2 separate regions of the Homo sapiens genome follow, and region 1 is linked to region 2. The links are chromatin contacts, found by Hi-C or POLR2A ChIA-PET in ENCODE. All regions are on one chromosome and are shown on one strand. The core of a region is the stretch at or near the end of the contact, and the rest is flanking DNA. Distances in the headings are between cores, read along the strand shown.

Region 1 (2,700 bases), core at 41-2,540, 80 kb before region 2:
TTCCAAGCTCTCCTCTAAGGATGGTTCCAGCCCTGATTGACAACAATTGGTGATCCCAGCAGGACCCAAGCTGTACACTGTCTTTGGGAACTGCTGCAGCCACCAATGCAGGGATGAACTGACTGTTGCTGCTCAGTTAACCCTCAGTGTCTGATTCCTGAATTCCTCTGGGGTGATCCCTTCTCACTGCTGGATTTCTCCAACCCTGTTGTCCACAGTCTCTTCTGGGAGAAAATGGTGCAATTTCAAGGTTGCAGTTACAGGAGGAGGGGACAGTTTCTCTAGGGTAACACTGGGAGTATCTTCAAAACCATGCAGTAAATAAAGTGCCAAAAATAAACACCTTGGGTCAACAGCTCCTCACTGTCATCTCCATTTGCATTTTCTAAGCTTCTGGCCACCTAAGAGATCTTACAACACAGTGGAGTGCTCTGGGAAACCCCGAAATGAAGTCTCAGTATTACTCAGAGAGATGTGTGTTTGTTTGTGCAGCCAGACAGAATTTGGCACACGTTGGGTAGCTCGATATGGTGATGCCAGCCAATGGTGCTCGCGTAGAAGCTCAGTGTTCACTCATCCCTTTGGGAGGACTGCTTTTTGAGTTACATTTTCTTCTTTCTCCTTTAGTGATACAGTCTGAAGTATCAAACTGAGTAAATATTGTGAAATGCAAGATGTTTGACCAAAACCAGTTATCTATTCATTGACTATAGATTTAATCGAGCCACATAAAGCCTAGATATGGTTCAGTTTGGTTTAAATGCTGTAAAGTTTCCAATCCTTAAATGCAAGAGGTTTGAAAAAAAGAAAAGAAAAGAAAAGAAAAATGCAACTATTACTGAGCAAAATAAAAGCTCTGTCCTCTAAATGCCTGCTTTGGTTTAACATAGTGGCTTGCTTTACTTTCAGATAAATTGTAATTGAAGCAAAACCAAGATATGAGAAATATGAACTCCCTCTTTCAACAAAACCCATTGTGTTCAAATTCATAAGCAAGAAAGTTAAGCACCCACCTTCCTCTTTAAGGAAATATGAAAGTTGTTGCTTTGAAATAGAATTCATTGCATTCAGACTTTGAGTGATATCTGTATTCATATCCAACCGGATCTGCAGCCCTCTTCAAAAAATTCTTTCTCCTCAGTGGTGAGAATTACCCCACCTGGGATTCACTCTTCACAAGGCTCAAGAAGCCTATTCATATGAATGAAACTGCTTTCTTCAGGGCAGATGCGGAAGCTGCCCTCCAGAGGGCTTGGGCAACCCAAGGAAAGGAAATCACCTCGGTCGGCAGTGTGACTGCTGAGACTGCCGGGGCTGCTGCCTGCTGCTTCTCGCGCCTGTCCTCTCCAAGATGCAGTTTTTTGATGCTGAGGAGCTCCTGGTCGATGAAGAGGATGATGTTTTTGGTGAAGGTAAATGCATCTTTCTGGCAGGAGGCTCTCCGGTCTGCTTTGCTTTGTTTTGACACCACTGGACACTTTTGCCCAGCTTGGGCAAGGACTTGAGTATTTTGAAATGATAAAAACAAAGCATCCTGAGTGAGGTAGTGGCTGCAAATATCAACTTAGGCACTGAAGGAATACACAAGGCAAGGGGTGGAACAAGGGGTTGAGTCATTCCCGCAAATACATTTTTTAAAGTCATGACTAAAATAAAGGTTTAGTTTAGGCTGGAAAATAGTACTAAATTTTTTGCCTTGTCTCTCTTCTGTGCTATCTCTTGTCTAACACCTTAAGGAAAGCCTGTCACAGTGGTTTGAGCACAGCAGGGCTGCTAGGGAAGAAGTTAAATAAATGGACCAGGAGTGGTTTTTCATGGTACCATGTTGCTTTGATTTGCACTTCTCTCTTTCTGTCTCTCTCTCTCTCTGTCTCTCTCTCTCTGTCTATCTTTCTCTCGGTCCTTCTCTTTTTTTTTTTTTTTTTTTTTGTTGTTGTTTTTTGAGACAGAGTCTTGCTTTGTTGCTCAGGCTGGAGTGCAGTGGTGCAATCTCAGCTCACTGCAACCTCCGTCTCCCGGGTTCAAGTCATTCTCCTGCCTCAGCCTCCCAAGTAGCTGGGACTACAGGCGCCCACCACCATGCCCAGCTAATTTTTGTATTTTTAGTAGAGATGGGATTTTGCCATGTTGGCCAGGCTGGTCTTGAAATCCTGACTTCAGGTGATCCACCCTCCTTGGCCCCCCAAAGTGCTGGGATTACAGGCGTGAGCTACCATGCCCGGCCTGGGTCCTTCTCTCTTACTCTTCCTCACACATACTTGGCACTCCAACCCTCCATTCCCTTTTCCAATTTTCTTTTTTCCCAAGTCGGGATACTGGAGCCCTGGTAGCTTCCAATCCCCATTGGCACTGCTCAGTTTTCTGTTCTCATCTTGCAGCTTTTCCATGACTTGACCTATCCACTGGAATTTAACTGTAAAGGTTGCGATTTTAAAGGGATGATCTAGTCATTGGATGGATGTTTTGTTCAAATGCTGCCTATGAGATTGGGCTATAGGCAAAAGCTTTTTTAGAATTTGGAGCCACCTAAATAAAGGAAATTTGGACTCAAGAATCTCGTGAATTTGATTATTTTCCGCAAGAAACTACGTCTAGCAATTTTTTAAAAAACTCTATTCAGTAATTTTTTAAAAGGAACAGTAGTAAGGTTTTTGTGTATGTGTAATTACCCAAGCAATACAAGTTCGCTGAAGAAAAATT
Region 2 (2,745 bases), core at 199-2,698:
TTGGAAGGAAAGATCATCATAGAACTGGGAAAAATGATGTAGAGCGTTCTTCTGGCAGAATGGTGTCTGAGCAAAGGAAGGCAGGCAAGAGTAGGCAGCTGCTGTAACACCCTCCAAACGAGGCTGTGGAGGAGGTGTTAGATCAGTAATATGTGAGCGCCGTGAAACATCCAAAGGTATGACCCCTGCAAGCCCCCAGTGCGCATCCTCAGAGGTAACCCCCATGATGGTTTTTTGAGTGAAAGCTAGAAAGCTTTCATTAAGCTTTCTAGATCATGCACTGGTAATCACAAACTGTCAAGAACACTTGCAGCTTTCTCCAACTGTGAAAATGCCAGCAGGCCCCCAGACAAGAGCCTGTAAGAAACCTGGCCAGGCCTCAAAGACAGACTGTAACTGTCATTGCCCCACTGTTAGTGCTAATTCCGTGGCCAGTACCACCAGTGGCTTACACAGCAGATAGAACTTTAAGAAGCACGGCACAAAAGCTGTTTGTGCCTGGATAGTGCCATTGTGCTACATTATTGCTACAATCAGAGGATCAGTGATGCCACTACAGCAGTTCCAAGAAATTTTGCTTAGTAACATGGGCTGAGAAGTGAAAAAAACATCACTACCAAGTACCTTTCTCACATTGTTTTCTTCAGATATAAAATTTCTGGTAATTTTAAAGGGGGGGGAAAAACACCTTCAAAGGATTTCCCCTTTATTCACCTTTATCTAGTAACAATGTCAGATCAGTTTCTTTTCAACCAGTCTTCCATTGTAATTACATAAACAGGCAATAGATTAATCCTGAACTAATTTGCAGAGGTTTTGTTTTGTTTTTGAGACAGAGTTTCGCTGTGTCACCCAGGCTGCAGTGCAGTGGCACTATCTCTGTTCACTGCAACCTCCGCCTCCTGGGTTCAAGCGATTCTCATGCCTCAGCCTCCGGAGTAGCTGGGATTACAGATGCCCACCATCGCACCCGGCTAATTTTTGTATTTTTAGTAGAGACAGAGTTTCTCCATGTTAGCCAGGCTGGTCACGAACTCCTGACCTCAGGTGATCCGCCCACCTCGGCCTCCCAAAGTACTGGGATTACAGGTGTGAGCCACCGTGCCTGACCAATTTGCAGAGGTTTTTAAAGAGCACTTTGGATTTTATTAGAATTAGCATGTCCAGTTTAGGATTTACAAAAACAAGTCGATTATACTTTCTTTCAGAAGTATTTTTTTTAAAGACTAACTAAATGCTGCAGAAAATTATTAGTAGAATGCAGGCTTCTTTAATTCTGCTCTTATTTCAGTAAGTCTTTTTAAGTGGGTTGTTGTGTTCTAATTATTATTGAAAGCTGTTTTTAAATGTGCTGGCTCCACGGGCAGGAAGGCACGGACGAGCTGGTGAGTTTCTGCCACCTACTGACAAGTGATGGTAACAGCACATGCTTCTTTTTTAAGCATCCGGGGACCTTTTTTGCTGTCAGCTTACCCACGCAACGTTTATAAGTCAGGTGAAAGTAGAAGCGTTCATTTAAGACTCTCAACTTACTGGGTTTTTTGCTTTGTTTTGTTTTTTGAGTCGAGGGTCTCGCTCTGTCACACAGGCTGGAGTTCAGTGGCTCACGGCCGCCTGAAACTCCTAACCTCAAGCAATCCTCCTGCCTCAACCTCCTGAGTAACTGGGACCACGGGCGCACGCCACCATGACTGGCTAATTTTTAAATTTTTCGTAGAGATAGGGTCTCACTGTGTTGCCCAGGTTGGTCTCAAACTCCTGGGCTCAAGTGATCCTACTGCCTTGGCCTCCCAGAGCACAGGATCACAGGTGTGAGCCACCATGCCTGGCCAAGAGTCTCCAGCGTACTAACAGGGCTATTTGTAGAAGGCAAAACACATTGTGTGATACCATCCACAGCATCTTTATATGGGTAAAATCACGTTTAAATAAATATAAAAGCAACCCAGAGCACAAAGGTTATAAATAGCAACTCAAGGAGGCTGAAGTACCAAGGGACCCATTTGTCATATGGATGTCTTTGTGTGGGAACAGCCTAGGACTAACAGCTGTTTCTGGACCAGCTCATCAAAATTATTTCCTCGGAGTGCCTCTAAAAAATTACTGGGTAAACAGGGAGGAATTGTTCGTGTCTTCTTCAATCTCTATTTAAACACTTTGAAAGTAGTAACTTCTTTTTTTAAAACATTGAGAAATATAACAAAAAAAAAATAAAGTCATATATAATCATTCCACCCAGTGCTAAGTTTTGTTAAAATTATTAAAATATCCAACCAACTTTTCTGTGTATACACACTCCCTGCCAAGGTATGTGATCTTTTTTACATCTTTTTTCTGTATTACAAAATAAGTATATCATCTTTTTATAAATCAAATAAAAATTACCACTTATTGACAAAAATTTAATTTTCTCCTTAATTCTACCCTACCAGAGATAATTATTTTTAACAGTTTGGTATGGTTTTCTAGACTTTTTTCCCTGGGGATCCATTTATATATGGCTGAGGTTATACTCTATGTAAGGTTTTGTGTCCTTCCTTTTTTTTTTTTTTTTTTTTTTGAGACGGAGTTTCACTGTTGCCAGGCTAAAGTGCAGTGGCATGATCTCGGCTCACTGCAACCCCCGCCTCCCAGGTTCAAGCGATTCTCCTGCCTCAGCCTCCCGAGTAGCTGGGATTACAGGTACCCGACACCACACCCGGCTAATTTTGTATTTTTAGTAGAGATAGGGTTTCACCATGTTGG

The links. A loop is a pair of places that touch in the nucleus more often than their neighbours do. ChIA-PET counts read pairs that join two places held with the same protein, here RNA polymerase II (POLR2A). Pooled maps may share reads with other maps.
Region 1: a map of OCI-LY7 shows a loop between it and region 2 (4-fold over the local background). The contact joins the promoter of RIPOR2 here to the enhancer-like site in region 2. A Hi-C loop is called at or near these places in 19 of 168 maps with a recorded cell type or tissue (B cell, CD14-positive monocyte, CD4-positive, alpha-beta T cell and 13 more), 37 of 37 single-sample maps with no recorded cell type and 22 of 50 pooled maps. POLR2A ChIA-PET finds 5 or more read pairs at or near these places in 22 of 52 experiments (A549, B cell, CD4-positive, alpha-beta T cell and 15 more).

What each region holds. Positions count from the first base shown.
Region 1 is chr6:24,934,550-24,937,249 of GRCh38, reverse strand. It overlaps RIPOR2 (RHO family interacting cell polarization regulator 2), which reads left to right and starts at 1,290. Exons shown (of 22, transcript NM_001286445.3): 1 at 1,290-1,412. The coding sequence starts at 1,352. The region is part of intron 2 of LOC105374981 (a long non-coding RNA gene); the gene reads right to left. RefSeq lists an enhancer at 408-577.
Region 2 is chr6:24,854,839-24,857,583 of GRCh38, reverse strand. The region is part of intron 8 of RIPOR2 (RHO family interacting cell polarization regulator 2); the gene reads left to right. Among named protein-coding and RNA genes, the nearest start is that of ARMH2, 57 kb to the right of the region's middle. RefSeq lists an enhancer at 1,289-1,583. Within about 2 kb of position 1,448, at least 9 of the 41 ENCODE cell types and tissues checked have a DNase peak (open chromatin) inside an H3K27ac peak, as active enhancers do; they include B cell, CD14-positive monocyte, CD8-positive, alpha-beta T cell and 2 more, where a contact is called at or near this core.